4 separate regions of the Homo sapiens genome follow, and regions 1, 2 and 4 are each linked to region 3. A link is a loop called in an ENCODE intact Hi-C map of the cell type or tissue named here. Cell type or tissue: mammary epithelial cell. All regions are shown on one strand. Region 1 has its middle 8.6 kb from the start of MS4A4E. Region 2 has its middle 13 kb from the start of MRPL16. Region 3 has its middle 19 kb from the start of OOSP1. Region 4 has its middle 33 kb from the start of LINC02705.

Region 1 (2,500 bases), 330 kb before region 3:
GTACTCTTTTCAGGACAAAATGTCATGCACAAGTCATAAAGTACAGAGGAACTACACCCTCCAGAACAGTGGTATGGGCAACTTTCTGCCTAATAGATACTTTATATTAACCAAGCAGTAGATTTCCTCTCAAACAAATGAAAAGCAACTGAAGAGAAACCTCATAAAAACACAGCACATTTTTGTTTCCCAACAGTTATAAACAACCCAGTTTTCCTTTCCCTTCTCACCCCATGTTCAGACACTATGAGTATTTCCCAAACTTTGGAAACAAAGACCTAAGTTTCAGTTTCCTGCAATGACATGTTGGTGACATTCTACTGCAGTCTTCAGGGCAACTGCTGATGGCAGAGTTGCAGCTGGCTTGGAAAATTTATTTTTATTTATAAGGGCAGAAGCAAAGGAAGCCCCCAGGTTCACTCACTGAAAATAACTATTGCCCATCTGCATTTGTTTTTGCTGCAGCCCCAAGAGCCACAGTAGAGAGGCTGCTGGCATGGGCAAGCCTGGTCTTGGAGCTTAGGGCCACTGACCTCGGCACTAACATGAGTCCCTTTCACAACAGATTGCCACTGCCCTTACGGATCTGAAACTCAGGGTCAGCATAGGCTCAGAGAGGTCACTGGCATCTAATCCAGCAGACCAGACAGATGTATGAGCACTTTCCCTCCAGAAACCTATTTACTTCTTCAAACACACAAACATTATATTGAGCAACTTTTATAACTTTTTGGTATCTCCTTCTCTGTTTGCAGAATGGAGATAGTTAAACATAATAATACTCCATGATCACAGGATGAGAAAATATATACATCCAGCACTTAGAACAAAGCCCGACACAGTGTAATGTAATTTCATCAGGACTTCTGAGCTTCCTTTTCTTCCTCTTACATCTCTTCCTGTCTCACTTTCTTAAATGATACAGCTTCTCTACACTTCCATATACTGGCACCCTCTTTATTTCCTCCCTCCAGCACTTGCACACAGAGACACCTAAAATCCTCAAGACCACTCCAGTGATTTTCGGGTACCACTCTTGCTAGACAACAGAAAAAAGTAATATGGAAGGAAATTTTGCATCTCAACTCTTTATAGCTTAGATAATGCTAAATGGTCCATATGCTTTCTGATAGTTGAGGGCACATGCATTTATACAATAACATGCACACACAAAGTACCGTCCCATGTGAGTGTTTAGGGGGAACGCTAGGCAAATCTGAGGCTCCAACCACTTTTTGTGTACTTTTCACAATTTCCCAGCAGATGGCAGCAAAGTGTCCTGAGGACGGTTGGGTTTTTCTATGTAATTGAGCTCTGGAGGCAGTGTAAAGCTGGAGGCTAAATTGTCCCTCTAGATACACAACAGGACATAGGCAGGAGTAGCTTTCTGTTCAGTTTCCTCTGAGGCCCGAAGAGAACAGATGACACAGAGTCATGCCAAGGGCAGCCTCTGAAGCAGGTAATTATTCAGATAGAATTGAAATCAACTTTTTTTTTTTATGAGAGGAGTATTCTGTTATCAATATTGTGTAGAATTTCTTACAAGTAGGTGATAAAAAGCAGATGGCAGTTTGTTATTGTTGTAAAAAAAAGCCCAGGACCAGACGGATTCACAGCCAAATTCTACTAGAGGTACAAAGAGGAGCTGATACCATTCTTTCTGAAACTATTCCAAGCAAAAGAAAAAGAAGGACTCCTCTCTAACTCATTTTATGAGGCCAGCATCATCCTGATACCAAAATCTGGCAGAGACACACACACACACAAAGAAAATTTCAGGCCAATATTCCTGATGAACATCGATGCAAATATCCTCAATAAAATACTGGCAAACTGAATCCAGTAGTGAATCAAAAAGCTTATCTACCACGATCAAGGCGGCTTCATCCCTGGGATGTAAGGCTAGTTCGACATACGCAATTCAATAAATGTAATTCATCACGTAAACAGAACCAATGACAAAAACCACAGGAATATCTCAATAGATGCAGAAAAGGCCTTCAACAAAATTCAACAGCCCTTCATGCTAAAAACTCTCAATAAACTAGGTATTAATGAAATGTATCTCAAAATAATAAGAGCTATTTATGACAAACCCACAGCCAATATCATACTGAATGAGCAAAAGCTGGAAACATTCCCTTTGAAAACCAGCACAAGACAAGGAAGCCCTCTCTCACCACAGTTAGGCAAGAGAAAGAAATAAAGGGTATTCAAATGGGAAGAGAGGAAGTCAAATTATCTCTGTTTGTAGATGACATGATTGTATATTTAGAAAACCCCATTGTCTCAGCCCAAAATCTCCTTAAGCTGATAAGCAAATTCAGCAAAGTCTCAGGATACAAAATCGATGCGCAAAAATCACAAGAATTCCTACAGACCAATAACAGACAGAGAGCCAAATCACGATTGAACTCCCATTCATGATTGCTACAAAGAGAATAAAATACCTAGGAATATAACTTACAAGGGATGTAAAGGACCTCTTCAAGGAGAACTA
Region 2 (2,500 bases), 96 kb after region 3:
GGTTGAAAAACTATTTATCAGGTACTATGTTCGCTACTTGAGTGACAGGCTCATTAGAAGCCCAAACCACAGCATCACACAATATACCTATGTAACAAACCTGCACGTGTACCCCCTGAATCTAAAATTTTTTTTTTTTTTTTTTAAAAGGATGGTTGCGGCCGGGTGCGGTGGCTCACGCCTGTAATCCCAGCACTTTGGAAGGCCGAGGCGGGCGAATCACGAGGTCAGGAGATGGAGACCATCCTGGCTAACACGGTGAAACCCCGTCTCTACTAAGAAATACAAAAAATTAGCCAGGCGTGGTGGCGGTCGCCTGTAGTCCCAGCTACTTGGGAGGCTGAGGCAGGAGAACAGCGTGAACCTGGGAGGCGGAGCTTGCAGTGAGCCGAGATCGCGCCACTGCACTCCAGCCTGGGCGACAGAGCGAGACTCTGTCTCAAAAAAAAAAAGGATGGATGCTCATAGATTTGGAAGATGAAGCAAATACATTTATTAAACACTGTAGTGTTTCCTTTCACTTGGAAATTTAATGTTTACTTCAATTTTTATAAGAGGAGTTTCATAGAAAGGTGCATTTGTATTTATTATGCACTCAGTTTTATGTTGGGTAGTAGTAAACTCTCATAGCAATTAATGAGAAGAAATTTGTAATATGATAACTGTTTTTCTTCGTATTATTTCATATGATTATAATTAGAGGGAGTTGTTACACTTTAATTCATTCTTCTCTATTACACTCAGTACATTAGGATAGAGAGTTTATTATAAGCAGTATACATATCTCAGAGAATACAATTTATATTTTGAAGTTAGAATGCAAATTTTAACTTCAAAAAATAAATTAAATTTTAAAAATAGAAAGACACAAAATTACTGAACATACCAAACAAAATCAGTACTGAATATGCATAGAAAGTACCTAATCAGGAAGAAACCTAACATTACCTCTGAGGTTTTTCTGGTCATTATTTTACTGCCTCTACTCACATTTTTCTCATAGTCTCACAAGCAAGGATCATTTTTGCTTAACAATATATCTTCATCACCTAGCACAGCATCTGGCATAAATATTTATATTGAATTAATTAATTATTTTAGTTCAGAAAAGATTAAGTTACTATTGGAAAACATAGTCTACAGATACAGTGTGAAGAAATCTGATCTTGGGATCAAAAGATTTTGAGTTGTCACTCCTGTATTTGCTCATAAACAAGGTGAGTGACCCAGACGAGTCTCTAATTAACTCAAAGATCAGTTTCTTTATCTATACTCAGAGATTTGGCATAGAATCATCTCTAAAATTCTCTTTATTTTTGGAAAAGTCTTAAGAATTGTATTCTCTGAGATATGTATACTGCTTATAATAAGCTCTCTATCCTAATGTATTGAGTGTAATAGAGAAGAATGAATTAAAGTGTAACAATTCCCCCTAATTATAATCATTTATGTGTGCTCATTATTGCATAATGCAAATGCCCAAGCACGCATTTGGTTGAGGTTTCAGTGTCTATAATAAGCACTTTGTGACCTCTACTGGACATACACGGTAAAGTCTCGTATGAGCCCAGGAGTTCGTAGACCAGCTGGGGCGACATAATGAAACACCGTCTCTATGAAAAATTTAAACATTAGCCGGGCCTTGTAGCACAGATCTATAGTGACAGCTACTTAGGAGGGTAAAGTGGGGAAGGGTCGATTGAGCATAACTATTTTGTGAAGATGCAGAAAAGAAAGAAAGGAAGATTGCTAGCAAATACTTTCCCTCCATTTAGGGATTGTATACAATTGCACTTGTCTTTAATTAGATGTGTGAATAACCTATATAACAAGTATGTGATTGAAGTACACTGTTGAGGAACTGGAACTAAATATCTGACACCTCCAGTCGCCTCAAACTGAGATCCTGCAATTCTTTGAAATAGCAAAAGCCTCAACTTTGTCAGAAGTGCAAATGGTTCTCAGATTAAAATGAAAAAAAAAAAAGAGAGGAATGAGAATTCTAGCCAAGAAAATGAAAACAGAGAGTGTGGAACTTAATTTTATCTTGAAGAACAAACATGTTAAACATAGCCAGTATGTTTTTTTGCAGAGTGCAAAAACAAAGAACTTGACTGAACAGATATAAAAATGTGTAATAAAGTGGCAATGACTAAAACAATGTAGCACCAGTCTCAGAGCATGTGAATGGAAGAAAATGTCAAAAGGAACTCCCGAAAGCTGTGAGAATTTAGTACATTATAAAGTCACATATTAAGGCCAGGCCCGGTGGCTCACGCCTGTAATCCTAGCACTTTGGGAGGTTGAGGCAGATGAACTATTTGAGGTCAGAAGTTCAAGACCAGTCTGGCCAATATGGTGAAACCCCATCTCTACTAAAACTACAAAAATTAGTCAGGCATAGTGGCATGCGCCTATAATCCCAGCCACTCTGGAGGCTGAGGCAGGAGAATCACTTGAATCTGGGAGGCGGAGGCTGCAGTGAGCAGAGATCACGCCA
Region 3 (2,500 bases):
TAGAATAAACTCTCCCAATGACTTAAATCACACTCATAAATACAAACTGAAACTTAGATATTTAGTAGCTCAAATCCCCTTAAGCATCTTAAGTCACAGCACCCATAAAGCAGCATAGTGACTGGAAAATGTTTCACCACATCCCTATAAACACAACATGCACACTTTATACCTATTTTTTTCCACATGTTCCTGGGGTTACAAGTTTACTCAACCAAACAAGGAAAGCAAAATCATCACCTAAGTTCCAGCCAAGGTTACATTGTCAGAAACCAGGACTGGCAGTCAAAGAAGGAAGAATGCAGCAGAGGGCACCGGGGGAAGGAAGAAAGTCCATGAGAGGCACAAAAGAGAGAGATGCAATTCCTTTATTGCATGTAGAGATTATTAAACAAAGCTCTTGAAAAGAGATGCACTGCAGGAATGTAGGCATCACTTTAATTGTAAAACTGATTTTATGGTCACAAAAGCACCTACATGGAAATGAAAAAAAAATACCTTTTCAACACCCTCACCATCTAAAAGGTAAAGTACAGTATCTACAACCACTGCATGAGCATTCAGACAGCACGTAGGCCTGAGATTCCATCAGTAGTAAAATCAGCATCTCTGATGCCCAAATTCACTCTTGTTCCATTATGACTGGGGGCATATAAAATGCCATTAATACGGAACTAAAAATTAAAATTACAAATAAGCATTATATGGGTTTTAGGCTAGTTGAGATGCTAGTGACCTGGAACTGACCCAGAGACCAAAATGTAATTATAGGGCTGGATTTAGCAGCAGCAGCCTTTTCCATTTATTAACCCCTAATACTCATATGGAGCTGTCATGCCATCCCCCATCTCCAACACCCACGTGCTAATTTAGGATAATGGATTGTGGCAGAGACCTTGTTCTCTGCTAAACTGCTGTGGTTAATGGAGAGTCCAGGCCTCTAAAATAGCTTTGCCATCATACCATATCATTATAATTTCTTATTAGATAGAAACAGTTCGTTTAAACAGGACAGTCTTAGGCTTTGCCTAAAAGTTTAGTTACTAGAACACAAGAAAGTTAATGTAGGTCTTTCTCAATCCAGCTTTTCCTAGTGGCTGTTAGCCAGAAAAATATAGGCTGCACAAACATTTTAACTCTTTCTCTCTCTTTCCTTTATCTATCTGATGTGCCGACTCAGTCTTGCCTAAAGATAATAACTGCTTATCTTAGATCTGACTCATGGATGGGTCAGAATAAACTTCTAGTTTTAAGAGATACTCACAGAGAGCTGAATGGTGGCATTGCCAATTTTTTTACCTTGTTATTGTTCTTCTAATATTTAAACATGATGTCATGAGCTGCCTTCCCTGCAGATGGCACTGTTTAATGGGTTTAGAGGAAGGAAGCCACAGGGCCCTTTGGAAGGAAAAAAAAAGTCTGGGGTGAATTTTTATTCACTCATCTAACAAATATTTGAGCATCTCCTCCCATTTTTCATTGAATCTAAGCTTTAACTATACCACTATTTTTCATACGAAGATTAAGGAAACTTTATATCTTTAGGATTAAAGAAACTACCAATGAATCAGGCACATTTTACTACTTAGTCTTTGAATTTTATAAAAATTGAAAGAGCTCTTATGGACATCTTTAATCATATCACTCTTGTGCTGTATACAAAAGCAAGTGTAACAAAAAGCAAGTATAAACAAAATTAATTGGTTGAAGTAACCCTAAAATATTTTTACAGTGAGTCTCACTCTTCTAAATCACTTCTTGGATCGCAGTCATCAATGTTCCTGTTTCCCCACAAATATATCTCTCTTTGAGCCATCACCACCATTGGTGATGCAATATCTCTTAAAAGAATGCTTCATTCTTCTCTCCAGATTGTATGCCAATTGGTGGTACTTATTTCTCAAATTTTTATGCCAGCACTCTCTGACCTTACCAAGAGGCGCCAACAGAAAGTTTCAGACCAAGTTCTCCATGTGCAAATGATGACAGCTACAGCATTCCTGTCCACTGACCAATCATTATATATAGCTGATTATAAACTTTCTAGAATTCTGATTTTTTTACTGTGTAAAAAACTGTCCATGTCAGAGTAAATGAAATATATCATGTGCCAGTTCTCTTCTATGCACTGGAAACCTCATGTAGGTGACATTATAAGGAAAGAATACAGAAAATAAAAAATAAGCAAATTATATATCACATTAGATGGTGATAAATACTGTGAAAGAATAAGGCAGGTAAAAAGTTTAATGTAGGACAGAGGATAGGATTTTAAGTAATTTTTTGAGTCAGGGAAGGCCTCATTTAAGCAGAGTTCTTTAGTTGTCAAAGGAACTGATCATAGAGGAAAAGGTGTGACATGGGTTGGCTGTGTCCCCACCCAAATCTTATCTTGTACTGTAATTCCCACATGTTGTGGGAGGAACCTGGTGAGAGGTAAGTGAATCATGGGGGCAGGTCTTTCCTGTGCTGTTCTTGTGATAGTGAATAAGTCTCACGC
Region 4 (2,500 bases), 210 kb before region 3:
AACGAGGCTAATCTATAATCAGAGTAACAAAGTTTATAGCTGCCTAGGTTACAGCTGTCTGTCACATGACTCAGACTCCATAATCACATTCCTTTAAGGCTCAAAACAATTTAGAGTTTCAACAGCTTGGATTTTGAATTAATACTTATTTTAACATCTTCATTACCAATCAGTCATCAGCCCTCTTCCTCCTCAAAAGTTATATCTGCAGTAGTACCTTGTTTTCTAAAGCACTGCAATTCAAAGTAAAGTTGTTTTGTCTCCCGAGGCCCACAAAGAACACCAGGTATCCCTGATACTACAACAGGTTGAAGTAAGTCCAGCAACTCAGAACTCCAGTATCATGAGAATCAGCATTGTACCGTTCATGACCTGTGAACAAGTATGTTTTATGAGAGAGTGAAGATTTGGAAAGTATGTATCTCCTCCATAAGAGTATATGGATGGCTGGATGTGGTGGCTCATGCTTGTAATCCCAGCACTTTGGGAGGCTGAGGCGGGTGGATCACGATGTCAGGAGATCAAGACCATCCTGGCTAGCACGGTGAAACTCCGTCTCTACTAAAAATACAAAAAAAAAAATTAGCCTGGCATGGTGGCAGGCACCTGTAGTCCCAGCTACTCGGGAGGCTGAGGCAGGAGAATGGCATGAACCCGGGAGGCGGAGGTTGCAGTGAGCCAAGATCGTGCCAGGGCACTCCAGCCTGGGCAACTGAGCAAGACTCCGTCTCAAAAAAAAAAAAAAAAGAGTATATGGGTAAAGAATTGTTTAGAAAGAGAAAACAGCACTTCTTGGGTTGAGACCCAAAAATGGTTTCTCTTCTTGATTAGCTGCTGAGACACTTGGAACATGATATAAATTCTCCATGGCTTACATTTATTTTTGGTCAACCTATATCCCAGGACTACTAGAGTCAAACAGCGTGAACATGTTTGAGGGAAGTGGTAACATGACAATGCTGGTATATTGCATGTTAGACTTTTGAATTTCCATATTATAATTTTATATTTTTAATGATATTACAATAGTAAAAACAAAGACTGTCTCAATCTCTCCAGCAGTTAAAGATAGAATAGCAGCGTCAATGTTAAACAGTTTCATGCCTGTTGGAAATTGAGGATCACTGGGCAACCTCTTGCCCCATATATCTTTCCCAAAACTTTATGTTAAAATTTCTGTTGTCAGCAATCCATTCTTCTCCCATCCCCCAAAACTATCTCTTCTCTTCTTTCCTAAGAAATGTGCTATCTAATATAAACTCTAGAGGTTAAAAATGGAACGAGAATGCAAATTCTTAGTCAAATAGGGTCAAGTAAAATTATGAACATGCACTCAGGTCTAACTTCTCCAGGAAGTTCTAAATGAGCACACAAGGATATTTCCTTTCTTTTCTCCAATACAGTCCTTACAGTGAGAGTCAGTCTCTAACATACCTCATCCTCTGCTTTTTGTATCTATCCCTACATCCTATTGAGACTGATTGACACCAGAGGGCAGCAGTAATGCATTCCTCTTTGCTTTATCTAGGCCTAGAGCATCTAGCCCAAGGCTAGGCATGCAATGAGTGCATGGACTAACTGATATATGGAAGAGGCCACACACATTGACAGAGATCTTAAATTTAGGTCCACTGAGTCCTCCTTATTTGTACTATTTTCAGAGATAATGTAGGAGCCATTTGCCAAACATTCACTGAAAAATCAACTCACAAAAGGCTGGTTAATTGGAAAAAAAAAAACAAAACATACAAATTTATAACCACAGGGGGATTACTCACTGCTCAACATGGTTCAGAAACTTATATACTATTGATACAGGAGCTAGAAAGAAATTATTTAGGCAGATGTAAAGAAGTCCATGGCAAGGCTTCCTTTTTAACAAAAAGCAGCCCCAAATCATTTCTTTTCTAACAAAGAGCAGCCTGAAAAATCAAGCTGCAGACATAGATAAGCAAGCTGGAAGCCTGCACGGGTGAATACCAGCAGCTGTGCCAATAGAAAAGGGCTACCTGGAAGCCAGGTATGTTCAACATGGAGGCTCCATCTTCCCTTTTCTTTGTCACCGTGTGTACAGTAAGGACCAGGCAACATGACGCTGGCCAAGTAGAGAACTTATCTGCAACCTAAAAGATTAGGGTGGGGCAACCAGCTTCTTCACATGCTATGCAAATGGCACACCTGGTCCAGTCAATCTTTCATCCCCTGTGTAAATCAGACACCTCCTCAAGCTTATCTATAAAACCTTCTGCATTTCACTGCTGAAGTGGCAACCCATTTTCTCTGGGACCCCTCTCTGCTCAGAGAGCTCTTCTCTTTCTTTTTTTTTTTTTTAATTAATAATATGTTTTTGTTTTTTTTTTTTACTATACTTTAAGTTCTAGGGTACATGTGCACAACGTGCAGGTTTGTTACATATGTATACATGCGCCAAGTTGGTGTGCTGCACCCACTAACTGGTCATTTACATTAGGTATATTTTCTAATGCTATCCCCCTCCTTT

What was found. A loop is a pair of places that touch in the nucleus more often than their neighbours do. Peaks named below come from ENCODE experiments on the same cell type or tissue, not always from the same donor. Only the 100,000 strongest peaks of a DNase experiment are listed, where the experiment ranks them.
Region 1: a loop joins it to region 3, with 14 times the contacts of the local background. A loop is called at or near these places in 3 of 110 quality-filtered maps.
Region 2: it touches region 3 in a loop (14-fold over the local background); 34 of 110 quality-filtered maps call a loop at or near these places.
Region 4: a loop joins it to region 3, with 12 times the contacts of the local background. A loop is called at or near these places in 6 of 110 quality-filtered maps.

Annotation. Positions count from the first base shown.
Region 1 is chr11:60,250,443-60,252,942 of GRCh38, reverse strand. No RefSeq gene overlaps it. Among named protein-coding and RNA genes, the nearest start is that of MS4A4E, 8.6 kb to the right of the region's middle. In mammary epithelial cell, a CTCF peak has its summit at 1,262 (motif pointing right); no DNase peak of the experiment used is centred here.
Region 2 is chr11:59,822,206-59,824,705 of GRCh38, reverse strand. No RefSeq gene overlaps it. Among named protein-coding and RNA genes, the nearest start is that of MRPL16, 13 kb to the right of the region's middle. In mammary epithelial cell, a CTCF peak has its summit at 1,545 (motif pointing left); a DNase peak (open chromatin) is centred at 1,535.
Region 3 is chr11:59,918,053-59,920,552 of GRCh38, reverse strand. No RefSeq gene overlaps it. Among named protein-coding and RNA genes, the nearest start is that of OOSP1, 19 kb to the left of the region's middle. In mammary epithelial cell, a CTCF peak has its summit at 1,363 (motif pointing right); DNase peaks (open chromatin) are centred at 1,362, 1,862 and 2,432; H3K27ac peaks cover 895 bases.
Region 4 is chr11:60,129,700-60,132,199 of GRCh38, reverse strand. No RefSeq gene overlaps it. Among named protein-coding and RNA genes, the nearest start is that of LINC02705, 33 kb to the left of the region's middle. In mammary epithelial cell, a CTCF peak has its summit at 1,493 (motif pointing right); a DNase peak (open chromatin) is centred at 1,519.